3 separate regions of the Homo sapiens genome follow, and all the other regions are linked to region 2. Evidence: chromatin loops called from intact Hi-C (ENCODE). Cell type or tissue: B cell. All regions are shown on one strand. Links, peaks and the distances in the headings refer to the core of each region. The heading gives the core; the rest is flanking DNA. Region 1 has its middle 46 kb from the start of PCED1B. Region 2 holds the start of LOC105369747 (a long non-coding RNA gene). Region 3 overlaps PCED1B (PC-esterase domain containing 1B).

Region 1 (7,954 bases), core at 2,042-7,041, 280 kb after region 2:
TTTTCTGTCTGTTTTGTTGTTGTCATTGTGTGTTTTACTGCCCTGTCTCTATGGCATATTTATTGGATGAATGAATAAAGAAATCAACAAATTTCCCCAGGATTGTGACAGCCTCTATTCTGGCTGTGAATAGAGAGCCCTGAGCTTCTGGCTACCTGTTATGGGGCCATTTCTCTTGGCTGCACAGAGCTCCAATCTCCTCAGGATGGGGTACTATATTCACCCCACTTTCTGGACAGCATATATCCAAACAACTCAGGAATCAAGCCTTGCCTCTCTTGGTTCCTCACAAACACAGCTTTGCCTCTCTGCCTGTTCCCCATCCTGTTCATGTGTTGAGACCCCCTAAATTTGTATATCCAAGATTTAGCAGAGCAATGACCACTCACTTACTAGTCGTTAGTGCAACTCACACAATTGGCACAGATGCCTAGGGGCCTGAAAATAAGACTTGGAATTCCATACTCTGGCAAAAACTCTAATTTGTTTGGTGGCACTCACGCCTAAACCTGGTCTCTGAATGGGCTACAAGAACGGAGGCATAAGTCTTTTATCAGGAATCATGAAATAGGGAGAACCAAGACTCCAGCACATAGACATCACCAGATAATAAATAGACGCTCACCTATTTTCCTCTCTCAAAAAGCATAAGAAATGTTTTCTGATATTAAGCAATTCATTTCCAAACATTTTAAAGTTAATGAGAAGAATAAATCTCATTTTTAAGTGGTCAATGTACCATGAAGTTAACAAGCTAATTAAGAACAAAAACAACATGAGCTATATTATGGTTTCTTTACTGGGGACATTGTGATTATAACTGTAAAAAAAATTAAATCCATAAACAAAATACTTGACTTTAAGTTGGCTTAGAAGGTCACAGAGCTCTTCATGACTCCACTTCTGCCCACCTCTTCAGGTATCTTTTACTTCAGGGGGTTTTGCAATTCATTCCAGTTCTTCAACAAACTAGGTTTTCCCCGCTCTAGAACTACACAAACACCCATACCTCTTCTTTCCAGTCAGAATCTTTCCAGTCAGGATCTTTGTCTGGCTAACTGCAACATATCAGAGAACTCAAATGTTACTTCCTCTTAGAAGTACTCCCTGATGGCCTGGCGTGGTGGCTTATGCCTGTAATCCCAGCAGTTTGGGAGGCTGAAGCGGGCAGATGACTTGGGGTCAGGAGTTCGAGACCAGCCTGGCCAACATGGTGAAACCCCATCTCTACTAAAAATACAAAAATTAACTAGGCATGGTGGTGCGCACTTGTAATCCCAGCTACTTGAGAGGCTGAGGCAAGAGAATCGCTTGAACCCAGTAGATGGAGGCTGCAGTGAGCCAAGATTGCACCACTGCACTCCAGCCTGGGTAACAGAGTGAGACTCTGCCTAAAAAAAAAAAAAAAAAAAAAAAAAAGCACTCCCCGACAAACTCCCCACCTCCACCCCCAAAATACGAATGTCTTCTATAATACACTTGTATAGTACCTTGAATTTTTCTCAGTATATTACTCATCAAATTTTACTTAATTCCTTGTCTTCCCTAGAAACAGTAAACTTTCAGGTAAGGGACCATGCTCTCTTGCCCATAGTTGAATCCCCAGGCCATGGAGTGAAACCTAGCACGTTTCAGGGGTTCAATAAATATTTATTGAAGAATGAATGAATTAAAATCTTAAGCTGCCTTATATTCCTAAATTATTGGTGTTTACCATGCACCTTTCCAAACTGACCTAGAGCTAGTTACAGAAGCCTGGTGTCTGCAGCCTGAAGAACTCTGAGAATGACATTTCCACTAGATGAGGTTAGCTGATTTAGTACTAAGATCCCTTGCCCAGTTCTCCATAAGAAGCCAACTGCCTGGGTTTGAATCCCTGCCTCACTGCATATTAGCCATGTAACCTTGGACAAATGACTTAACTTCTGTGTGCTTTGACTTCCTCATGGTTAAATAGATGACGTTAGTACCTCTCTCATAAAGTTGTTTTTGAAGAATTAGAGGAATATGATACACTGCTTGTCACATGATATGTGCCTAATGAATGCCATTCACTGATTTAACAGCAACTTATGGGGTAATCGGAGTTCCAGCAGAGGATCCCTAGGGGAGGGGATATTCAGTTCTCTTGTAAACAGGTAGTGGGAATCGCACTGCTGAAGCAGGGAGGTTTCAGTTACCTCACCTGAAAACAGAGTTGGGGCTACTGAATTCCCCACAGTCTAAAACAGATCCTGATCTCCAAAGAGGGGAAAGATATATATATTTAAGGAGACATGATGCCTCCTCTTTGAATTTCTAGTTCAACATGGAAAGACTGAATGTAAACAGGGGGTAAATCCTCAAAAAGATGAACTTCCTCCCTCATCATCTTACTCCAGTGAACTCTGTTGAAATAGCAGTAACCATAGGCATACCTGTGGACTGTTTGTTGCCTAGGCTCTCCTAGCCAGCATGCAGAATAGAGAGGACAGTAGTTGTTCAAATGGGTAGAAGATAGCAACAGGAGCATGTGGGGTACATTAGTGTCTCACGCTGTGGGTCCGCCAGCCTAATTCCTATCCCATGCCCGCTTTTCGCTAGCCACCTTCTGGCCAGGGTGGCTTTGTGACACAGCTCTGACGGATAAGATAAAACAATGTCTATGTGCTGGGGTCTCTGGGAAATTTTTTGTTTTCCTGATAAAAAAGCAAAAAATGGGCTAACATGACTCATTTTGCCCTTTGTTCTTCCCCCTTCTCCCTGCCTGGAACATGAACAGATGTGATGTTTCAAAATGTAGCAGCCACCTTACAACCACAAGGCAGCAAATATGAAGACAAATGCCTCCAAGCCAAGGATGGTGGTGAAGGAGTGGTAAAGACAGACGAGCCTGGGTCCCTGATACATTAGGGAGCTATTTTCCCAGCCCTGGACTGCCTACCTCCCTGGCTTTTGTGTTGTCTGAGACAAATAAATGTCTTTTTGTTTAGCTGAGTATTGGTTGGGTTTTCTTGCCTTGGAATGGATTCCTGAGAAATAAATATAGCATGCAGCCCAAAGCTTTACACGATGTGAACCTTAATTGCAACATTTACCACAGTATCTTATAATCACAGTTTTATTTCTTTTTTAGTAGTCATGACTTTTTTGTAGGTAGGACTTTGGGCTTATTTATTTCTATATCTACAGCATATACTAGGCATTCAGTAGAAGTTAGATGAGTGAACCCACTTCATTTGATAAATTGTGATGAGTGAACTTGCAAATCAGAAACCAGTGCTATGGAAAGATTTCCCCAGGTGTCTGGTTCAGTCAGGAGAAGGGTGACGCTCCTGTAAGGAAACCAGGTATACCCAAGAGAAATAAAAACTCATGAGTCATCACATGGACTTTTGTGGTTTCTTTTATTTCTGGGTGCATTATGACAAAAACAAATAAAATATGCTAATACATTTTAAAAACAGACATTTTTTTCCTGATAATGAAAACACATGCTCTTCTCAAACATAAAATTAACCTTAATAGGAGAAGGAGTGATAGGAAAAACAAAACAGAGAAAAGGGCAGGATAATTTTTCTCTCCTTATTAACTTGCTGCTCACTCATGGAATGAGCTTTTCTTTTACCAGAAAAATCTAGGCATTTGTGTTGAAGACTCTAGAGCAATGACTGATTAAGAAATGCTCGCTCTTGATCTTATCGGCTGTATTCAGGGAATGTTCAGTGGCTGTGTCACGTCGCAGATGTGCTTGCAAAGGTTATTCCTCAGGACTGTGTCTTTCCCCATCTGCCTTCTCTGTTGCCTGTGGCTGATTCCATTTTCTTTAGCATCACAAAGCTCCTGAGCCAATTTACCCAAAGGCTTTTTGTCATTTGTATTTCAGCTGCCACTTCTCTATGCAGTTTCTATTTTAAAATGCTTATATAATAACTTTGGGTCTGCTAGGGTCTTTTGCCTCTGAAGATTTTAATCAGATTGGCTTGAATACCCATTTTATGCCCTGTGGAAAAACCCACTGTCTTCTCCAAGATGTCTCCTAATTCCCAGGAGACTTCCACTGTTCTCATGGACACGCCTGGCTTCCACTTGTTACTGCTGATGAATTTGTGCTTTCCACTCTACCTGGACTAATACCTTATTTTTACTTTGAATCAGCAGAATTGTGGAACTTTGTCCCTTTATCTCATTTGTATTTCTGATTTGAATAAATCAACTGATTTATAGCTCTAAATACAAATAACATGGAACACTTCTAAGTACGGTGTAAAACTTTGGTGGATATGTTTTAAGCACACTATAGTTGGCACTGGCATGCCAGAAATGCTCCAATGACCAGTTACAATAGGTGATGGAGAGGTAACCTTGCACAAGAGAGCCACAGTCCTTGTCCCTGCAGAGCGGCAGACAGAAACGCAGGAACCAGTGAGGAATGGAAGTGCCAGGGTAGGATACGGGAGGCCACGGGAGCCAGGAACACTCTGTGCACTATGTCAGCACATGGTTGTGAAAGAGGCTGTGTAGTACTGTTTCTTATGCTGATCAAACAACTCAGCTGAGTTGTAATCTCACTCAAGTTCACTATTTCTTATGTATTGGATTTCTTTACTATGTAATTTCTGCTTAGAAGCTCTAATAATTCGATCAATCTTGGAAAATCTAACCACTAGTATATTAGCACCATCAAAAATCATGCATGTTGTAGAGAAGTTGGTTATTATGATATGTACTTATATGTTCCCAGAAAGAAAAATGCTCCAAGTTTTGTAGCAAAACTTGATTTTCTTAAAACCTTAAGTAAACACAGGATAGACCTTATGTCTTTGTATGAATTATCTTTTTTCAGTTTTAACTTATGAGCAAATGGCTAAATTTTTTTCTTCTTCGTCTTGCCAGCTCTCTGTGTGTGTGTTTTGATAAAGGTGGGCTTTAGGGCCATCTAGTGGCTTCTTGAATAGGAAATTCTAAAAATTACCATTAAGCTGAATAGGAAAACCCCCACCTTCTCTCACCAAATATTCTCTCTTTAAATTTGTTACATATTAGCTCTTAGGAGTTTAAAGACAGATATTGGAAAACTTGTGGTAGTTCATATATATTCTTTTTCTTTTTCCAAATGAAATGTTACCATATTTGCATTTCCTTTCAAATAACATGAACACTGTAATGACCCATGTGCGTTCTTGGATTTTTGAGCACTGATGGAATGCTGGCATCTTGTGGATTGGTTATGAAGTTTTAGTCTATCCTGGCAGCTTTGAAGTTTATAGCCTCAACCTTTGTATCTTTCATAATATCCAGTTCAAAAAAAAATCAGCCTAGGCCTTCACATTTATGCAGTGTCTGATGATTTTAAGGTTGTGAAAGGAAAATAAATCTCAGGACCCCAATCACTAAGCCAAAAAGAAAAGTCAAGCTGGAAACTTCATCAGGCAAACCTGCCTCCCATTTTATTTCTAAGTAAGATAACTACAAAGATTTTTAAAAGCTATATACCTCCTTCACCTATAAAATACAGATTCATTGAGCCAGACTAAGGCTTAAGTAACTATTCCTCTACCCGAGTCTCACATGCAGATTGTGTATTCAGTGAAAGGCTGATCAAAGACTCAAAAGAATGCAACCATTTGTCTCCTATCTACGTATGATCTGGAAGCCCCCTATACAAGTTATCCCGCCTTTCCAGACTGAGCCAATGTACATCTTACACATATTGATTGATGTCTCATGTCTCCCTAAAATCTATAAAACCAAGCTGTACCCCAACCACCTTGGGCACCTGTCACCTGGACCTCCCAAGGTTGTGTCACAAGTGTGTCCTTAGCCTTGGCAAAATAAACTTTCTAAATTGATTGAGACCTGTCTCACATGTTTTTGGTTCACAGGTACAGACTTCTCCTTTCAATAGTTACAGACTTCTGAATGCAAGATTTTGGAGCTGTCAAAAGCTGGTTCCCCAAAGAGCTTAACCACTGACCCCAACATAACCCACTGACAAGACAAACCATAGTTTATTACTTACCTTGGTAAGGGTGGGCACCACCTCACAAACTTTGGGATTGTTTCCGAGTGGGGGGAAGAAACCCCAACTTATTGGAAAATGAAAGTGTGATTTCAGGTGGGTCTTTAAAAATGGGGTTCAGGATTGGGTAAGGATCAGGATACAATAGTCCAAGACTGATGGCTAAGGCGAGGGATTCAAAGAATCTTACGTGCAAGCTGTTGGTTGACGTTTTCCACTGAAGAGAGGATGAGTCTTTTGGGAAGTTCCTGTAGTGAACATTCAAGCCATATGCCTGGGCAGAAGACTCCTGAAAAAATAAAGTTATGTTGGTGAAGTCAGAGGAATTGCGAAGTCTTGCTAATATAGATGTAGATGTGTTTTCAGTTCTCACTGTTCAGACTATCAGGTAGACAGTTTTGGTTCTTAGAGGCCTTCCACAATTATGATGCCTACACAAAATCAAAGCACAAAGCAGTGTTCCCTGTAAAAAATATAAATTCTGAGAGAAATGATACATCAAACTATTAAGAATGTTTCATTCTTTAGAGTGACTATGTTTTAGGATTGCTTTCCTTCAGGATATTTAAACAAAAACAGTTCTCTGAAGGAATAGACACAATTTTGATAAGTATAATGATGGTCAAAGGTAGAGAAAATCAAGCATAGAAAATTGGCAGATAGGTAAGATGCCATAATTCAACGTTATGGGGCCGCCAGCCAGAATACAATGGACTCCTGAACCCAGTATTTTGTACATACTAAAGAATGTTATGAAAGAGACAGTAAGCAGAAAGCAAAATACTGACTTCAGTTTTGCACATGCATAACTTTTGTGTATTAGTCCGTTCTCTCACTGCTATAAAGAAATACTTGAGACTGAGTAATTTATAAAGAAAAGAGGTTTAATTGGCTCATGGTTCTGCAGGCTATACAGGCTTCTGCTTCTGGTGAGGCCTTGGGAAACTTACAATCATGGCAGAAGGTGAAGGGGAAGCAGGCACGTCTTACATGGCTGGAACAGGAGGAATAGAGAGAGTGGGGAGGTGCCACACACTTTTAAACAACCAGATCTCATGAGAACTCTATCACAAGAATGGCACCAACGGGGAGGGTGCTAAACCATTCATGAGAAACTGTCCCCATGATCCAGTTACCTCCTACAAGGCCCCACCTCCAATTGGGGATTAAAATTTGACATGAGATTTGGGCAGAGACATAGATCCAAACTATTACTTCGTCCTCTCGTTGATTCAGTTCAGTGTTTTAACCTAACTGAATATGTATTATGCAAGTACATAATGGTAAAACTAGCAGGACTCTCTCTCATCTGACCTCTAATCTGATGACTACATTCTATTCTATCAGCTTCATTTTTTTTTCTTTATTTTCTTTTTTGTTGTTAGAGACAGGGTCTCACTCTGTCACCCAGGCTGGAGTGCAGCAGTGGTACAATCATGCTTACCGCAGCCTTGACCTCCCAGGCTCAGGTGATCCTCCTACCTCAGCTTCCTGAGCAGCTGACACTACAGGCATGTGCCACCACACCCAGCTAACTCTCATATGTTTTGTAGAGACAGGTTTCACCATGTTGCCCAGACTGGTCTTGAACTCCTGAGCTCAAGAAATCCACCTGCCTCAGACTCCCAAAGTATTGGGATTACAGGTGTGAACCACCATGCCCAGCTATCTGCCCCATTTCTGAAGTTAATATGATTTTTCCTACAATCCTCTTCCCAACTTCATCCATGAAGAAACTAACCATGTGGTGAAGTAGAATGTGTCGGACTTTGAGGACTTATAGTCGTCATCATAAGGATGTCATTTACAGCCATATAACCAGATTCAATTACTGAAAGAGTGAGTATAGGTGCAGAGAGATATCCAAGGTATGGACCCTGGAATACTTCAACATTTAGAGGTCTGGAAAAGGAAGATCTAGCAGATAAGATGATGAAGGGAGAAGAGGAGAAT
Region 2 (7,954 bases), core at 1,049-6,048:
TCCTGTCATGTAAGACTTGCCAGTTTCCCCTTCACCTTCTGCCATGATTGAAAGTTTCCTGAAGCTTCTTCAGCCTTGCTTCTTGTACAGCCCGTGGCACTGTGAGCCAATTAAACATCTTTTCTTTACAAATTTCCCAGTCTTAGGCAATCCTTTACAGCCGTGTAAGAACAGACTAATACACCCACCTTATGCTATTCATGTCTTGTGTAAATCCCCTCCCCTTGAGTGTGGGTGAGACTTGTTAATTGCTTCTAACCAGTAGAATATGGCAAAGCTGATGGGATACGATTGTGCAACATAAAATTGTACCCCATCTTGCTTGGAGATGCTCACTCTTGCTAGCTTTTCTGGGTAGTGGGAGGGAGATGGTCTTGATCTCTTGTCCAGGCTGGAGTGCAGTGGCATGATCACAGCTCACTGTAGTCTTGACCCCTTGGGCCCAAGCAATTCTTCCACCTCAGCCTCCCAAGTAGCTGGGACCACAGGTGTGTGCCCCTGGCTATTTTTTTCTATTTTTTGTAGAGTCTCATTATGTTACTTAGGCTGGTATCAAACTCCTGGGCTCAAGTGATCCTCTCACTTTGTCCTCCCAAAGTTTTGGAATTACAGGCATGAGCCACCACACATGGCCTCTTGCTTACTTTAAGAAAGCAAAGGTCATGTTGAGAAAGCCCCATGGCAAGGAGCAGAGGGCAGTCCAAGACCAATATCCAGCAAGAGACTGAGGCCCTCAGTCCAATATCCCATGAGTTACTGAATCTTGTTAACTACTACCTGAGCTTGGAAGTGGATCCTTGCTCAGTCTAACCTCAGCTGACACCTTGATTGCATCCTTGTGAGACCCTGAAGTGGAGGACACAGTCAAGCCATGCCCTGATTCCTGACCCACTAAAACTGTGATTTTGTTTATCTTTTCCAAAAACCAACTTTTTATTTCTTTGATATTCTGTATTTTTTAGTCTCAAGTTCATTTATTTCTGCTCTGATCTTTTTTACTTTCCTTCTGTGTATTTTGGGTCTGTTTTGTTTTTGCTTTCCTAATTCCTTTATGTTTATTTGAAGTATTTCTACTTTTTTGAATAAAAATTATTTATATTTAATTTTATATTTCTTTCTGCTTTTTGATATAGGCATTTATTGCTATAAATTTCCCTCTTACTACTGCTTTTGCTGTATCCCATAGATTTTGGTATATTGTATTTCCATTTTTATTCTTTTCAAGAAATTTTAAAATTTTCTTCTTAATTTCTTCATTGACCCATTGGTGGTTCAGGAGCATGTTGTTTAATTTCCATGTGTTTGGGAAGATTTAGAGGTTCCTCTTGTTATTGATCTCTAGGTTTATTCCACTGTGGTCAGAAAAAACCATTTGATACATGATGTAATTTCTACTTTTTTGAATGTATTCAGACCTTTTTTGTGGCCTAAGATATAATCTATTCAGGAGAATGTTCCATATACTAATGAAAAGAATGTGTATTCTGCAGGATTTGAGTGAAATGTTCTGTAATTGTCATACCTATCCGGTCTACTGTGCTGTGTAGTTCAACTCCAAAGTTTCTTTGTTAATTTTCTGTCAGGATAATCTGTCGGTTTCCTGAGAGTAGAGTGTTAAAGTCCCTTGCTATTAGTGTATTTCAATCCATCTTTTCCTTTAGCTCTATTAATGTTTGCTTTATATACTTAGGGGCCCTAGTGTTGCGTGCATAGATATTTATAATTGTTATATTTTCTTGCTGAATTCACCCCTTTATTATTATTTAGTGACCTTCTTTGTCTCTTTTTGCAGTCTTTGATTTGTAGTCTATTTTATCTAAGTACGGCTACTCCTGCTTTGTTTTGGCTTCCAGTGGTATGAAATATCTTTTCACCCCTTCACTTTCAGTCTGTATGTTTTTGTTTTTGTTTTGAGACAGGGTCTTGCACTGTTGTCCGGGCTGGAGTACAGTGGCATGATCTTGACTCACTGCAACCTCCACCCCCCAGGTTCAAGCGATTCTCCTGCCTCAGCCTCCCTAGTAGCTGGGATTGCAGGCTCCTGCCACCACACCCAGCTAATTTTGTATTTTTTTAGTAGAGACAGGGCTTCACCGTGTTGGCCAGGCTGGTCTCGAACTCCTGACCTCAAGGGATCTACCCATCTCGGCCTCCCAAAGTGCTGGGATTACAGGCCTGAGCCAGCATGCCCAGCCAGTCTGTATGTCTTTTTAGGTGGAATGGGTTTCCTGTAGGCATTATATAGTTGAGTCTCGTTTCTTTATTCATTCATCCACTCTATGCCTTTTAATTGGAGAATTCAGTGAATTTACATTCAGTGTTATTGATAAGGACTCACTGCTGCTATTTTGTTGTTTTCTGATTATTTTGTAATTCCTCCCTTCCTTCTTGCTTTTTTACTGTCTCTCTTTGTGGTTAAGTGACTTTCTCTGGTAGTAAGTTTTAATTTGTTGCTTTTAACTTTTAGTGAATCTATTATAGGTTTTTGCATTGGGGTTACCATGAGGCTTATGAAAAACATTTTATAGATAAAACAAATTATTTTAAGGAGATAACAACTTATCTTAGACCACAAAGAAAAGAATGGAAACACACAAAGCAAAAGCAAAAAAAAAAAAATCTACAACTTCCTTACTCTCACATTTTGACTTTTGTCTTAATTTGCCTCTGTTTATATTGCCTATATTTTAACAGGTTAATGTAGCTATTATTGTTTTGGTAGATGCATCTTTTGGGCTTCATACTAGAGTTATGAGTGGATTGCACTCCACAATTACAGTGTAAGAGTATTCTGGGTTTGTCTACTTACTTAATTTTACCAGTGGGTTTTACACCTTCAAATATTTTATTTCTTCTTTTTTTCTTTCTTTAGTTTTTCTTTCTTTTTTCTTTTCTTTTTTCTCTTTTTATTGCACATTTTGCTTTTAGATTGATTGAAGAACTCCCTTTAGCATTTTTTGTATGACAGGTCTGGTGGTGGTGAATTCTCTTCCCTTTTGCTTATCTGGGAACGACTTTATCTCTCCTTCACAGGTGAAGAATACCCTTGCTGGACACTATTCTTGAATGGTAGTTTTTTTCTTTCAGTACTTCTTTGAAAATGTTATCCTACTCCCTCCTGGCCTGTATGGTTTCCATTGAGAAGTTTATTGCCAGATGAATTGGAAATCCTTTATATGTTACTTGCTTTTCTCTTGCTGCCTTTAGGATCCTCTTTGTCCTTCACCTTTGGGAGTTTATTATATGCCTTGGAGCAGTCTTATTTGAGTCAAATCTTATTTTGTGTTCTCTGACCTTCCAGTACCTGGATATTTATATTTTTCTCAAGTTTGGAAAGTTTTATGTTATTATTTCTTTGATTAAACTTTCTACCCCTTCCCCTTGCTCGACTTTCTCTTAAACACCAATAATTTTTAGATGTGGTCTTTTGAGTTAATTTTATAGGCAATCATCATTCCTTTTCATTCTTTTTTTTCTTTTTTCTCCTCTTACTATATGTTTTCAAATAGCCTGTCTTCTCTGCTATTGAGAGCCTCTAATGAATTTTTCAGTTCACCAAATATTTTTCTAAGTTCCAAAATTTTTGTTTTTCTAAATTATTTAGATTTCTTTGTTAAATTGCTCTGATAAATTTCTGAAATTTGTTTTCCGTGTTATCTTGGCGATCACTGAGTTTCCTTAAAACTGCCGTTTAGGGTCAGTCACTGGTTTCTTGTTTTGTCCATTTGGGGAGACCTTGGTTTCCTGTTTGCTGTTGTTTCTTGTGGATGTATGTCTATGTCTTTACATTGAAGGATTAATTATTTATTCCAGTCTTCTCTGTCTGGCTTGTTTTGATTTTTATTGGCTACAATTGCTTAAAGGTTCTTTATTGCTATGGACTGTCTTCTTTTCAGCTCTAGGTGGCGTCTTTACGCCAGGTTCACCTCAGCTCTAGTAAATGATCAGAGCATGCCCTTTCTGAGTGGCAGAGGTCCCTAAGGGGATATCCTGGCAGTGTAGGAAGGTTGGCTAGAAGTTCGTCCCCAGGAGACCTGTGGAACAAACCTTCTGCAGTATGGTGCTGCTGAACAGTCACTCTGATTTGGTGTCTTGTTTGGCTGATTTACAAAGCAGTTCCCAGGGCAGGGGATGGTAGTCTTCCCTCCCCACCGGTTCTGACTGTTCTCAGGGATATTTCTCTTTTCAGGCACTCACAGTGCTTCCTGTGGCTCTAAGGTAGGGATGGGTCTCTTGCCATGGAACCCAGGATGATGAAGTTGGTTATCCACCTCAACCTCATTTTTTCCAGTGAGAAACTGAGTTGGGGGAAATTATTTCTTGTGCTTGATACCAGTCAGAATGAGGGGAGAGACGTCACAAATGTGGAAGTGTGTCCAGAATTGGTGGGTTCTTGGACTCGCTTACTTCAAGAATGAAGCCGCGGATCCTCGCAGTGAGTGTTGCAGTTCTTAAAGATGGTGTGTCCGGAGTTTGTTCCTTCAGATGTTCAGATGGGTCCGGAGTTTCTTCCTTCTGGTGGGTTCGTGGCTGACATCAGGAGTGAAGCTGCATCCCTTTGTGGTGAGTGTTACAGCTCTTAAAGGCGATGCGTCTGGAGTTATTCCTTCCTCCCGGTGGGTTCATGGTCTTGCTGGCCTCAGGAGTGAAGCTGCAGACCTTCGCGGTGAGTGTTACAGTTCATAAAGGTGGCGTGTCCGGAGTTGTTTGTTCCTCCCATCTGGAATTGTTCGTCCCTCCTGGTGAGTTCGTGGTCTCGCTGGCTTCAGGAGTGAAGCTGCAGACCTTCGTGGTTAGTGTTACAGTTCATAAAGGCAGTGCCAACCCAAAGAGTGAGCAGCAGCAAGATTTATTGCAAAGAGCTAAACCCTCCACAGCGTGCAACGGTACCCGCGTTGTGGCTGCTGGCTTGGGTGACCTGCTTTTATTCCCTTGTATGGCCCCACCCACATCCTGCTGGTTGTTCCATTTTACAGAGAGCTGATTGGTCCATTTTGACAGAGTGCTGATTGGTGCGTTTACAAACCTTTAGCTAGACACAGAGTGCTGATTGTGCTGATTGGTGCGTTTACAGTCCTTTAGCTAGACACAAAAGTTCTCCAAGTCCCCACCCAATTAGCTAGACACAGAGCACTGATTGGTGTGTTTATAAACCTTTAGCTAGACACAGAGTGCTGATTGGTGCATTTACAATCCTTTAGCTAGACACAAAAGTTCTCCAAGTCCCCACCCATCCCAGAAGCCCAGCAGGCTTCACCTTTCACTGGCACTGGCTTGACTTTGCGGCACCTATCCTGGACACTCCGGCAACCCAGAAGGAGCTCGTCCCAGACAACCAAGAGGAAAAGGGGAAGCCAGAAAGAGACAGAGACCCGCCATCGTTGCCAACAACTCGGTGAAGAGGGAATGGCGATCCAAGCAGGGGACCCAGCCTCTGATCAAGCCCAGCAGGCACCAGCCTGCTGCCCGGAGTGCGGGGCCCTCCGAGCCCGTGCCCACCCAGAACCCATGCCGGACTGCAAGCACCGCGCAGCCCCAGCTCTCGTCTGCGCCTCTCCCTCCACACCTCCCTGGAGCAGAGGGAGCCGGCTCCAGCCTCCGCCAGCCCCAGAAAGGGGACCCCACAGCGCAGTGGTGGGCTGAAGGGCTCTTCAAGCACGGCCAGAGCGGACGCCGAGGCCGAGGAGGCCCCGAGAGCTAGCAAGGGCTGCTAGCACATTGTCACCTCTCAGAAGTCCAATTCTCTTACCATCTGCTTAGAGTTTTTCACTTCTTTGTGGCCCTGGGAACTCTTTTTCATATATGAGTTCTGGAATATTTCTGGTGATAATCTTGACATTGTACATTTGGTTTTGGTTTATTGTGGAGGGAGTGAAGTCAGCATGCTTCTATGCTGCCATTTTGGAACTGGAAGTCCTCCTGACCCACAGAAACAGAAATAATAAATGTGTATTCCTTCAGGCTAGTAAGTTTGTAGCACTATTATTACACAGATAAGTAATGATACCGGAGTGCTGGGAAGGGAAGAGGGTGGTCCCTGGCTGGGCCTCTACCCCCAAGGACCTAGGTGAGGACGGTACTCCTGTCTTGGTGCTCAAATGTTGCATTTCCCAAAACTACCCTGGCCTGCCATGCCCCCATCCTGTGCCTATAGAAACCTCCCAGACCTAGCAGGCAGACACAGAAGTGGCTAGACGTCCACAGGAGCACATGGGCGGAGGCACACACAGGCGGCTGGGTGTCAAGTGGAATGCACTGGCACAGGCAATCCAGCAGGCACCCCGATCCGCAGAACAATACGGAGTTTGGCTGGGGCAGTTGGAGGAGAGCCTCGTTGATGAGCGGCCCAACTCCGGGGGAGAACCGTCTCCCTTCTGGATCCCCCATTTGCTGAGAGCCACTTCCACTCAATAAAACCTTGCTCTCATTCTCCAAGTCCACGTGTGATCCAATTCTTCTGGTGCACCAAGGCAAGAAACCCCGGGATACAGAAACCCCGGGATACAGAAATCCCTCTGTCCTTGTGATAACGAAGGGGGTCGAATTGAGCTGATGAACACAAGTCACCTATAGACGGGAAACTAAAAGAGCACCCTATAACACATGCCCGCTGGGGCTTCAGAAGCTGTAAACAATCACTCCTAGACACTGCCCTGGGGTCGGAGCTCTATATAGCCTTCCCATCTCCATTCTCCCTTAGAGGTTTGAGCAGCGGGGCATTGAAGAAGCGAGGCACTCCCCCGTCACACACCCTGTGAGGGGGACGAGGGAACCTTTCCCGTTTCGGTAATACAGAGCACATATTAATAATGGCCAGAAAAGAAAAGCAGACAGTGAAAATTTTGTTTTGTTGGACTTCATATTTATTATCATGCCAGTAAAAAAATTAATAATAAAAAAAGAATAAATAAATAAAGGCCAGGTGCGGTTCCTCATGCCTGTAATCCCAGCACTTTGGGAGGCTGAGATGGGTGGATCACCTGAGGTCAGGAGTTTGAGACCAGCCTGGCCAGCATAGTGAAATCCTGTCTCTACTAAAAATACAAAAAAAAATTAGCTGGGCCTGGTGGCAGGCACCTGTAATCTCAGCTACTTGGGAGGCTGAAGCAGGAGAATGGCTTGAACCCAGGAGACAGAGGTTGCAGTGAGCCGAGATTGTGCCATTGCACTCCAGCCTGGGCAACAAGAGCAAAACTCCGTGTCAAAAAATAATAATAATAATTAATAAATAAATAAGAGATCAAAAAGGAAAAAATTGATTAAATTTTTAAAGCATTAATTTTTTTAAAAAAGAAAAACATATCTATATATTGCTCTGTCACAGGCATGAATAATACTGTAGTTTCTGTTTTTAAGCCTTCTTCAAATTTGTCATTGGCTCTATCAATGGCTTGTTCCTTCTTGCGTGTTCATGTTAAATTCAGAGCATAGCAAGATTTGTCAATTTATATTTGCCTACAGTTGATCCTTACATAGGGATATGTCATACCATGGGGCTTGAGCCTGCCAACTGTACCCAAAACTTGAATGACTCTCAACTATAACAAATTTACTTTTGAAACAAACATGTATAGTCATGTCCACTTGTGTCAGGGCCAGCTGTATAGCTAAAGTTCCCTGAATTAACTTCCAAGTAGAATGCCATCATTTTTCTTAAGGGTTAAGCAATAAAATGTGCTAATTTAAAATGTGCATATTCATGTTTAAAGCTCAAAAGTGACTGTGGCAACTGTTTAGAACTTAGACCAATAGAAAATTTGTTTTTGTTTTTTTCCTTGGGGAAGAGTATTCCATCACTGATGTTGTTTAGAATTCCTGCTGCATAGTGATAATAAAAAGTAGCCTGAATATTAGTCTGAATGTTTTATTATTGTTGGTCTGTACCTGGGGCACACTCCATGAATCCTTGGTGCACTGTGGTGAAAGAGACAGAATAATGAGGGGTGCTGAATGT
Region 3 (7,954 bases), core at 1,293-6,292, 110 kb after region 2:
ATTCTCCTGCCTCAGCCTCCCGAGTAGCTGGGATTACAGGCACCCAGCACAATGCCCAGCTAATTTTTTGTATTTTTAGTAGAGATGGGGTTTCACCATGTTGGCCAGGCTGGTCTCAAACTCCTGACCTCAGGTGATCCACCTTCCTCGGCCTCCCAAAGTGCTGGGATTACAGGCGTGAGCCACTGCACCGGGCTATCATTGTATTTTAATATGCAATGACTTTTTTTTACAAGCGAGGGCAGATATGTTTTTATATCTTTTTTTTTTTTTTTTTTTTTTTGAGACAGAGTCTCACTCTGTCACCCAGGCTGGAGTGCAGTGGTGCAACCTCAGCTCACTGCAACCTCCGCCTCCCAAGTTCAAGTGATTCTCCTGCCTCAACCTCCTGAGTAGCTGGGATTACAGGTGCCCGCCACCATGTCTGGCTAATTTTTATATTTTTAGTAGAGATGGGGTTTCACCATGTTGGTCAGGCTGGTCTATCATCTGTTTTTTTTTTTAAATAAACTGCCAATTTGTGTACTTTGCCTACTTTTCTATTTTATCTAAGGATTATTACATATTAAGTGTATTAACACTTTGGCCTGCCATCCATGCTGCAAATGTTTTCATTTCAGCTTATTATTTTTCTGTTAATTTTATGTTCATATTTTTTCATATATAAAGTTTATTTTTTATATATTTTTTAATTTTTAAGATGGAGTCTTGCTCTTTTGCCCAGGCTGGAGTGCAGTGGCACGATCTTGGCTCACTGCAACCTCCGTCTCCTGGGTTCAAGCAATTCTACCTCAAACTCCTGAGTAGCTGGGATTACAGGCGCCCGCCACCACGCCCAGATAATTTTTGCAATTTTAGTAGAGACGGGGTTTTACCGTGTTGGCCAGGCTGGTCTCGAACTCCTGGCCTCAGGTGATCTGCCTGCCTCGGCCTCCCAAAGTGCTGGGATTACAGGCGTGAGCCACGGTGCCCAGCCCATATATAAACTTTAGATGAAGTTTTTCAGTGTTTTTAAATTGTTTCTTCCTTTGCTACTGTGCTAAATAATACCTAAAACTTACTGAGCATTTACTGTATGTCAGGCAACATATAGTGATTTATATGTATTACTTAAGTTAAGCTTGAACAATCCTTGAGTTAGGTACTATTATCTCCATTTTATGGATCAGAAAACTGAGGCACAAATAGGTTGAGTATCTTGTTTCTGGTAGGCACATCTAGTAAGTGGCAGAGCCAGGATTTGAAGCTAGTTGCTCTAATGCCAGACACTTAGCTACTAAGTTCTACTGCCTCCTAGCAAAGCACTATTAAGTTGAAGTTGATATTATTTACCTACTTTTTTATGGTTACATATTTTTAAAAAGTTACACACATAAACACTCTACTTTAAAAATGTCAATATATTCAAATTTTGTAACATAGTGTTATATGTAATAGTCTTTGCAAAGTTAAAAGAATTCATTTATTTTGGAACTGAAATTAATGCATCACCTAGTTTGACTAATCTTTGGAAAATTGGGCTAATAGAATATTGGAAGGTGTGGGAAGAATTGTAATAGAGACCAGAAAACTAAGCAGTTTTTAAAAAATGTAATTATTAAGTTCAAGAAAAAAGCAAATGGTTAATAAAACATAACCATAGCCCGTATATTATAACATTAAGTTCTGACTGCTATCTGCATGGGCATAATAAAATGAATAATGAATATTTAACTATACATAAAATGTGAATAGAGGGTGAGGAAATGAAGAATGAAAAAAGTGGGAACAGACAACTCTGGTAGACTCAGGTATGATTTTCTTAGATCTTCCTGACTCACTTCAATATCTGATATTAAACTCTACTGGGGCTGCTGTGAGCAACCTTCTTGTTTCTGGCCCTTACTGTAGCATGTTACTTACAGGGGCTATACCTTCCTTAATACAACACCCATCCCTCCTCTACTCTACTATGGTGGGGTTTTTTTTTGGGTAGTTGCTGCCTCTAAGTGAATTTAGAAAGATAATCAGAGGAAGGAGGGTGGGTAGAGGGAAAATGAATAAATTTGTAGTCACCAGCTATCAGATAGGTTTGGATTGTACACATAATTAATATGGAGAAAAATTGTTTCATTTTCTCATGATCCTCATTTTCTCCCTCGAGACATTAGCTGTCACCTTCAGAAATATTTCTTTTTTTCTTTTTTTTTTTTTGAGACAGAGACTCGCTCCATCGCCCAGGCTGGAGTGCAGTGGCATGATCTCGGCTCACTGCAACCTCCGCCTTTTGGGTTTAAGTGATTCTCCTGTCTCAGCTTCCCGAGTAGCTGGGACTACAGGTGTGTACCACCATGCTCGGCTGATTTTTGTATTTTTAGAAGAGACGGAATTTCGCCTTGTTGGTCAGGCTGGTCTCGAACTCCTGACCTCATGATCCACCCGCCTCCGCCTCCCAAATGCTGGGATTATAGGCGTGAGCCACCGCGCCCGGCCTACTTTTAGAAATATTTCTAAAGATGAATTCCAAAAGACTAAAACAGGCTTTTCTTCCCCCCTCTCATACAAGAACACATTTCTTCATTTAACAAGTTAAATATATAATACTAATAAATAATTCACAATACTCAAAATGAAGATAATAACTTTAAAGAAGAGGAATTATGAAACAGGATAAGTGGCCAGTGCTGTTTCTGAACACAACAATGCCATTTACTCTCGAATTTAGCCACACGGCACCTTTCTCTTCCTCATTAAAACCCTGGCCACATATTGCTGCTTCTGCCATCTAAGGTCTGTTCTTTAAATAGCACATGGAACTCCGACCGGTATGACCTTTCTTGTTGGCAGGTCATCTGAGGATATTAACTGGAGTACTTTGTCCCACAGTTCCCAGAAGAGCAGGAGACCTCAATATTCTAAGAAGCTTCACTGTTGAAAGTCTAAGTAGTTTGCCAAAAATGATTGATTTTCTTTACACTAAGGAAATTTCTCTTGTGTTTGCAATAAGTAGCTATCAAAGGGACATTTGTGGTTCTAAATTAGTTCCAGTACCTGTAAAGAGACCCATCCCAGCAAGGTGCGGTGGCTCACGCCTGTAATCCCAGCACTTTGGAAGGCCTAGGCAGGTGGATCACGAGGTCAGGAGTTCGAGACCAGCCTGACCAACATGGTGAAAGCCCATCTCTATTAAAAATACAAAAATTAGCTGGGCGTGGTGCTGCGCGCCTGTAATCCCAGCTATTCAGGAGGCTGAGGCAGGAGAATCACTTGAACCCAGCAGGTGGAGGTTGCAGTGAGCTGAGATCGTGCCACTGCACTCCAGCCTGGGCGACAGAGTGAGACTCCATCTCAAAATAAAAAAAGACCTATTCCTGAGAGGAGGCAGGCAGTGGGGAGACAGATGTGTTTCAGGAGCATGGAGGGAAGTTATCTGAAAAATGCTGGCTGCAAAGGGCAAGCGGCCACTCCTGCAAGGAGGTCTCAACACAGTATGACCAAGGGCCCTGCAGGTGGCAGAGCACAGCAAAAGCACAGCAAGAGCATGTGGTATTTATTCAAAGCCAAGGGAGGTAGGCAGGAAACCAGAATGCAGCTTAGTGAGGGCAAGAGCAAGGCAGGGCCCCAGCCCCAGCAAGACTGAGCAATGAAATGGCTTTAAAATAACAACAATCTGCAGTTATCAAAACTGGGGCCAAAATGGCAGACACCCTGAAATAAACTGGTGAAATGCAATCTTAAAACAGATGAACAGCAAATGAGCTAGAATCTTGGAGACTATTTGGTTGCCTCATATGATTTATAGGACTGGAGCAATGTTGCTGATCCTTATACTGAAATTTATGTCACGGGGAGAAAATATAATTCTAACTTACTAGAGAACCATGATTGAAGCTACTCAGGGCTGAGTGGGCAGAAGTATATCTTTGTCTCTGAGGGAAATTGTAAGACTTGCTTGTAGTTTATAAAAGTCATCCATAATTTTTAATCTTTTGTTTTGGGGGTCAGCCAAAATCCTACACCCTAACTATTGTAATCCAGGCGAGTGAAGGCAGTAATCTGAATTACCATGGTGATTGAGGGTTGGGGAGAAGGTGATGGGCTGAAACAATGACTGGAGTGGAAAGGGGGAAGGGGGCAGGAATTCAGGAATTGTGAGCAGGGAATTATTATAAAGAATGGTTCCCTGGTTTCTGCATTGGCTTGAACAACTCTGAGTGGACAGTGATGCTCATAGGAAGTGGGGACGGTCAGATGCCGGAATGCAAAATCCGGTCTCACTTTGTACTTCCTGTGTGAACCTGAGTCAGTTACTCAACCTCTCTGAGGATACAACAAATTTGAGAGTTCATATTTTGGTACATATGAGAGTCTATTAATTGTTAAGCCCTACAGTAAGTGATGAGAGTAATAAGACAAATAGAATACAGCTCTTGAATTCATTTTTTGCAGTCAGCTAGGAGAGACATGCAAAAACAATTAGCAAAATACAATGGGAGAAGCGCTAAAATATCTGTGTGCATAAAGCATTCAGTAAGCCCAGAATAATGTACTCTGCTTGCAAATATGGGGATAAGGAAGGTCTCATGTAGACGTGAGGAAAGAAGAATGGACATTGGAGCTAGGCTTGAATGAATAGTTTCACCAAAATACATTTTCTTTGTGATCTTAGACAAATTAATCTCTCCGAGCCTTAGTTTCCTCAGTTGGGGTTAATGATAGTACTTGTCTCAAGGAATGATGGTTAAATGAAATAATGCATGAAAAATCCTCAGCACAGTGCCTGTTACACAGCAAGAACTCCATGAATGTTTGCTATTTTTATTACCATTATTGCTATGGAGAGCCCTGGGAGTCAGTCAGCTCTGATGGACTCAATGATGTATCAAAGTCACAGCTAGTTAGTACCAGAGACTGGACCAGGATCCAGGCTGCCACTTTTATTCTCTAAAATGAAAGGAGAGCTCTGCCCTCGTCCAATTCCACTTTTTCCACTGAAGATTAAATTGGATTCTTTTATGTAAAGTGGACTCTCCAAGTGACTTTTCCCAAAGGAAAGTTTTGAATGAAATCATTTACCATTTGAATGAGCTCATATCCAAAAGGAGCACCCATTTGGATAGAGCCGATCAGTCTGCAGTATATACAATTTCACTTTGCTTACTGGTCATCTCCATTTTTTTTCCAGGCTACATATTTTTCTTATTTCAGCCTTCTAAACTCCCTGTTCTCTGCAGCCTATTTAATTGACTTTCATATCAAAGGAAAGTGAAAGCAAAAATAGGTTTTACTTATAATCAACATGCATTTACTGTTTGTCGTGATTTAGAAGCTCTTTGCTGGCACTATGGAAAGAGGCAAAAAAAAAAAAACAAAAAAAAAAAGCGTAGCCTCCATTTTTGAAATAGTTAAAGCAAGCCAGATCCACATAAAATAAGAAAACAGTAATTCTAGAACAATGTATAGATATTCTACAGTGATACGGGGTGGATTGAATACATTTATACAAAGGAGGCAAATTAAATTGGTGTTCTATTGAGTTGGAGTTAATGAGGATGTACAGAGAGAAAACAGTCAATCATTTCTGTGGCAAGCGCCATGTTAGGTGCTCCTATAGAGTATCTAAAGAAAATGATGTCTGAGTTAGCTCAAGAAAATGGTAATGGACTCAGATTGGCAAAGAGAAAGGCAGGCAAGTGGTTCTCATCAGAATCACCAGGTCCTTAAAAAAAAAAGCACAACACAACAAAACAAAAAAACCAAAAAAACCCCAAAACTTTTGTGTCCAGGCCGCACCCTCAGCGATTCTGCCTCAATTCCTCAGGGTGAGCAGCCCAGGTGTCCAGCTTTATGAAGGTTCCCAGGGCAATCTATTTTGCAACCTGGGCTGAAAACCTCTGCTTTAGGGCAAAGGCTGGATGATGACTATGCCCAAGTCCTGGGTGGAGAGAGGCAGGCCTGCGGTATTTCTTCTTCCGGATTGCAATGGAAACATGACTTCCCCCAATTTGCCTAGGATGAGAGTAAAGTGAATGCATTGGGTTGTGAACATGTGAACGTTTGCCTGGGGAGGGTCAAGGTGAGGATTTGGGAGAAATAATCTTTTGAGATCTTATAGAACTGCTGAATGCTGACACTGGGGTATAGAATTAGGAAGAAACTTAGAGATTTTAAACAAAAATAGTGGTCTCTGAGGAATTAAATGTATGGAGTCGTAAAGCTGGCAGAAGATAAAGGAGTGAAAAAAGTCTGGAAACAGACAGCTCAGGGCTTTAGGGTCAGTGGTGTCCCTTTGTAAAAACTGCTTCAATTCAACCTCATTTGTAAATGGGCATACTCATAGTAGCCCTGTGTGTCTGTTGGGAAGGTGATGTCACCAAGCCTATATTATAAAAATCGTAAGATGTTCATTTTACTTCTTCCTCTTTCTTTGTCCTTGTCTTCCTCCATGCATGTTTGCTTGCACATAGTCATTTCGTTAGAGGGTAGTCATTAATAAGTGATTAACTTCATATCCTGACCCCCAGGGGCTGTCTGCAAGATTAATGAACTGGTTTTTCTTTTAAAGAACAATGATCCTTAGGTCATGGAGACCTCCTTGATGGCATCCAGAAGTTCGATTGGCTGAGGGACACAAGCAGCTTTCATCATCAGAGAATCTCACCTCCCACATATCTACCTTACTCGTAAAAGCCCCCCAGTTATGTTCAAAGACAGGTGGGGTTTGAGAGGTGCCTCTCGCACCCTCATGCTGTAGCCAATTTGAATAACCTTTCTGTGCTCCTAAGCACTGATGTGTCAGTGTTTGGCTTACTGGCATCAGGTACTCAACCTAAATCTGCAACAGTATGAGATAACATGCAGAGAGCACAGAGTGCCATGCCTGCCACGCAGAAACCAGTAAGCATGAGTTAGTGTTACTATTGTTGTTTGAAAGGATCAAGATTCTGTGTAAATGAGTCACAGGTATCCCAGATGCAGGATTTGCATAGCTGCTATAAAGAGGGTTTCCCACTGAAACTGGTGTAGGCATAAAGAACCCTGTGTTTCTCGTACAAAGGGAATTGAGAGAAACCACTTCATCCTTAACCTGCAGGGAGCTGGAGGAAGAAAGACCTGGAAGAGGCGACCAAAGTGAATGCATGGGTGCCAAAGGTTGGAGACCAGGACAAGGAGGAAGTGGGTTAGAACAGATGGAACTTGGGTGAGGTCTGTATCTATTTTGGAAACTGAAGCCCAGAACTGGGGCCACAATGGGGCAGGCTTTCACTTGCTCCCATTTATGAACCAACCAGCACCATGGGAAGAACGGGGTGGGATAGACTGAGAGACAACTGAATTGTATGCATTTTTGCTTTTTGGCTGATTATTCCAACTCAGGATTACACGAACTAATGCATGTGAAAGCATTTCCTAAATAACAAAACACTATGCAAATAGAGTATTAACATTTTTCTTCTGTGTAGAATTTATACCTAGAGATTCCCTCAAGTGATACTGAAGTAGTTTCTGCACTTCAAGCAGGTGTCTGAGCACAGTGCATAGAGGAGGGTCTGTGGGACTGGGAGTGGCCAAGGGAGGAGCCGAGCAGGGCTGGAAGAGCTGACCCAAGAGGCAGCTCTTCTGTGGATCCCAAGCCTGGAGCAGCAGAAGTTATGCTGAGGTTTTGCCAAACATCCCCAGAGTCTTCTGTTTGGAAGTTTCAAGGATATGCATTTTGTTAGTAGGGTTAGATGAGGTGAAAATGCGAAGCTGGTGATAAACGAAAGTTGTGCTTCAAGAGTTTGGCTCCTAGTCCATGTTTATTAATTGTTTGCTGAAATGAAGACAAGTGTGAGATGGTAATATAACACTAAAGTGTGCTAATAAGTCCATGGTGCTATGCTGAAAGTGCAAATAAGACCTTGCAAGTAAGTCCATGGTGTTTTGGATTTGATGTTAGCGGTAGCAGAAAGCCACTAATATAAGCCTTGAATGG

The links. Peaks named below come from ENCODE experiments on the same cell type or tissue, not always from the same donor. Only the 100,000 strongest peaks of a DNase experiment are listed, where the experiment ranks them.
Region 1: it touches region 2 in a loop (10-fold over the local background); 71 of 110 quality-filtered maps call a loop at or near these places.
Region 3: it touches region 2 in a loop (3-fold over the local background); 7 of 110 quality-filtered maps call a loop at or near these places.

The regions. Positions count from the first base shown.
Region 1 is chr12:47,029,722-47,037,675 of GRCh38, reverse strand. No RefSeq gene overlaps it. Among named protein-coding and RNA genes, the nearest start is that of PCED1B, 46 kb to the left of the region's middle. In B cell, for the core only: CTCF peaks have their summits at 4,714 and 4,913 (motif pointing left); a DNase peak (open chromatin) is centred at 4,905.
Region 2 is chr12:47,303,928-47,311,881 of GRCh38, reverse strand. LOC105369747 (a long non-coding RNA gene) reads left to right here and starts at 4,483. Exons shown (of 2, transcript NR_135024.1): 1 at 4,483-4,563; 2 at 5,202-5,965. RefSeq lists an enhancer at 4,366-5,565. In B cell, for the core only: CTCF peaks have their summits at 3,663 and 3,865; DNase peaks (open chromatin) are centred at 3,941 and 4,851; H3K4me3 peaks cover 1,546 bases; H3K27ac peaks cover 1,459 bases.
Region 3 is chr12:47,189,568-47,197,521 of GRCh38, reverse strand. The region is part of intron 2 of PCED1B (PC-esterase domain containing 1B); the gene reads right to left. Among named protein-coding and RNA genes, the nearest start is that of MIR4698, 5.7 kb to the right of the region's middle. In B cell, for the core only: no CTCF peak of the experiment used is centred there; DNase peaks (open chromatin) are centred at 3,511 and 5,257; H3K4me3 peaks cover 499 bases; H3K27ac peaks cover 774 bases.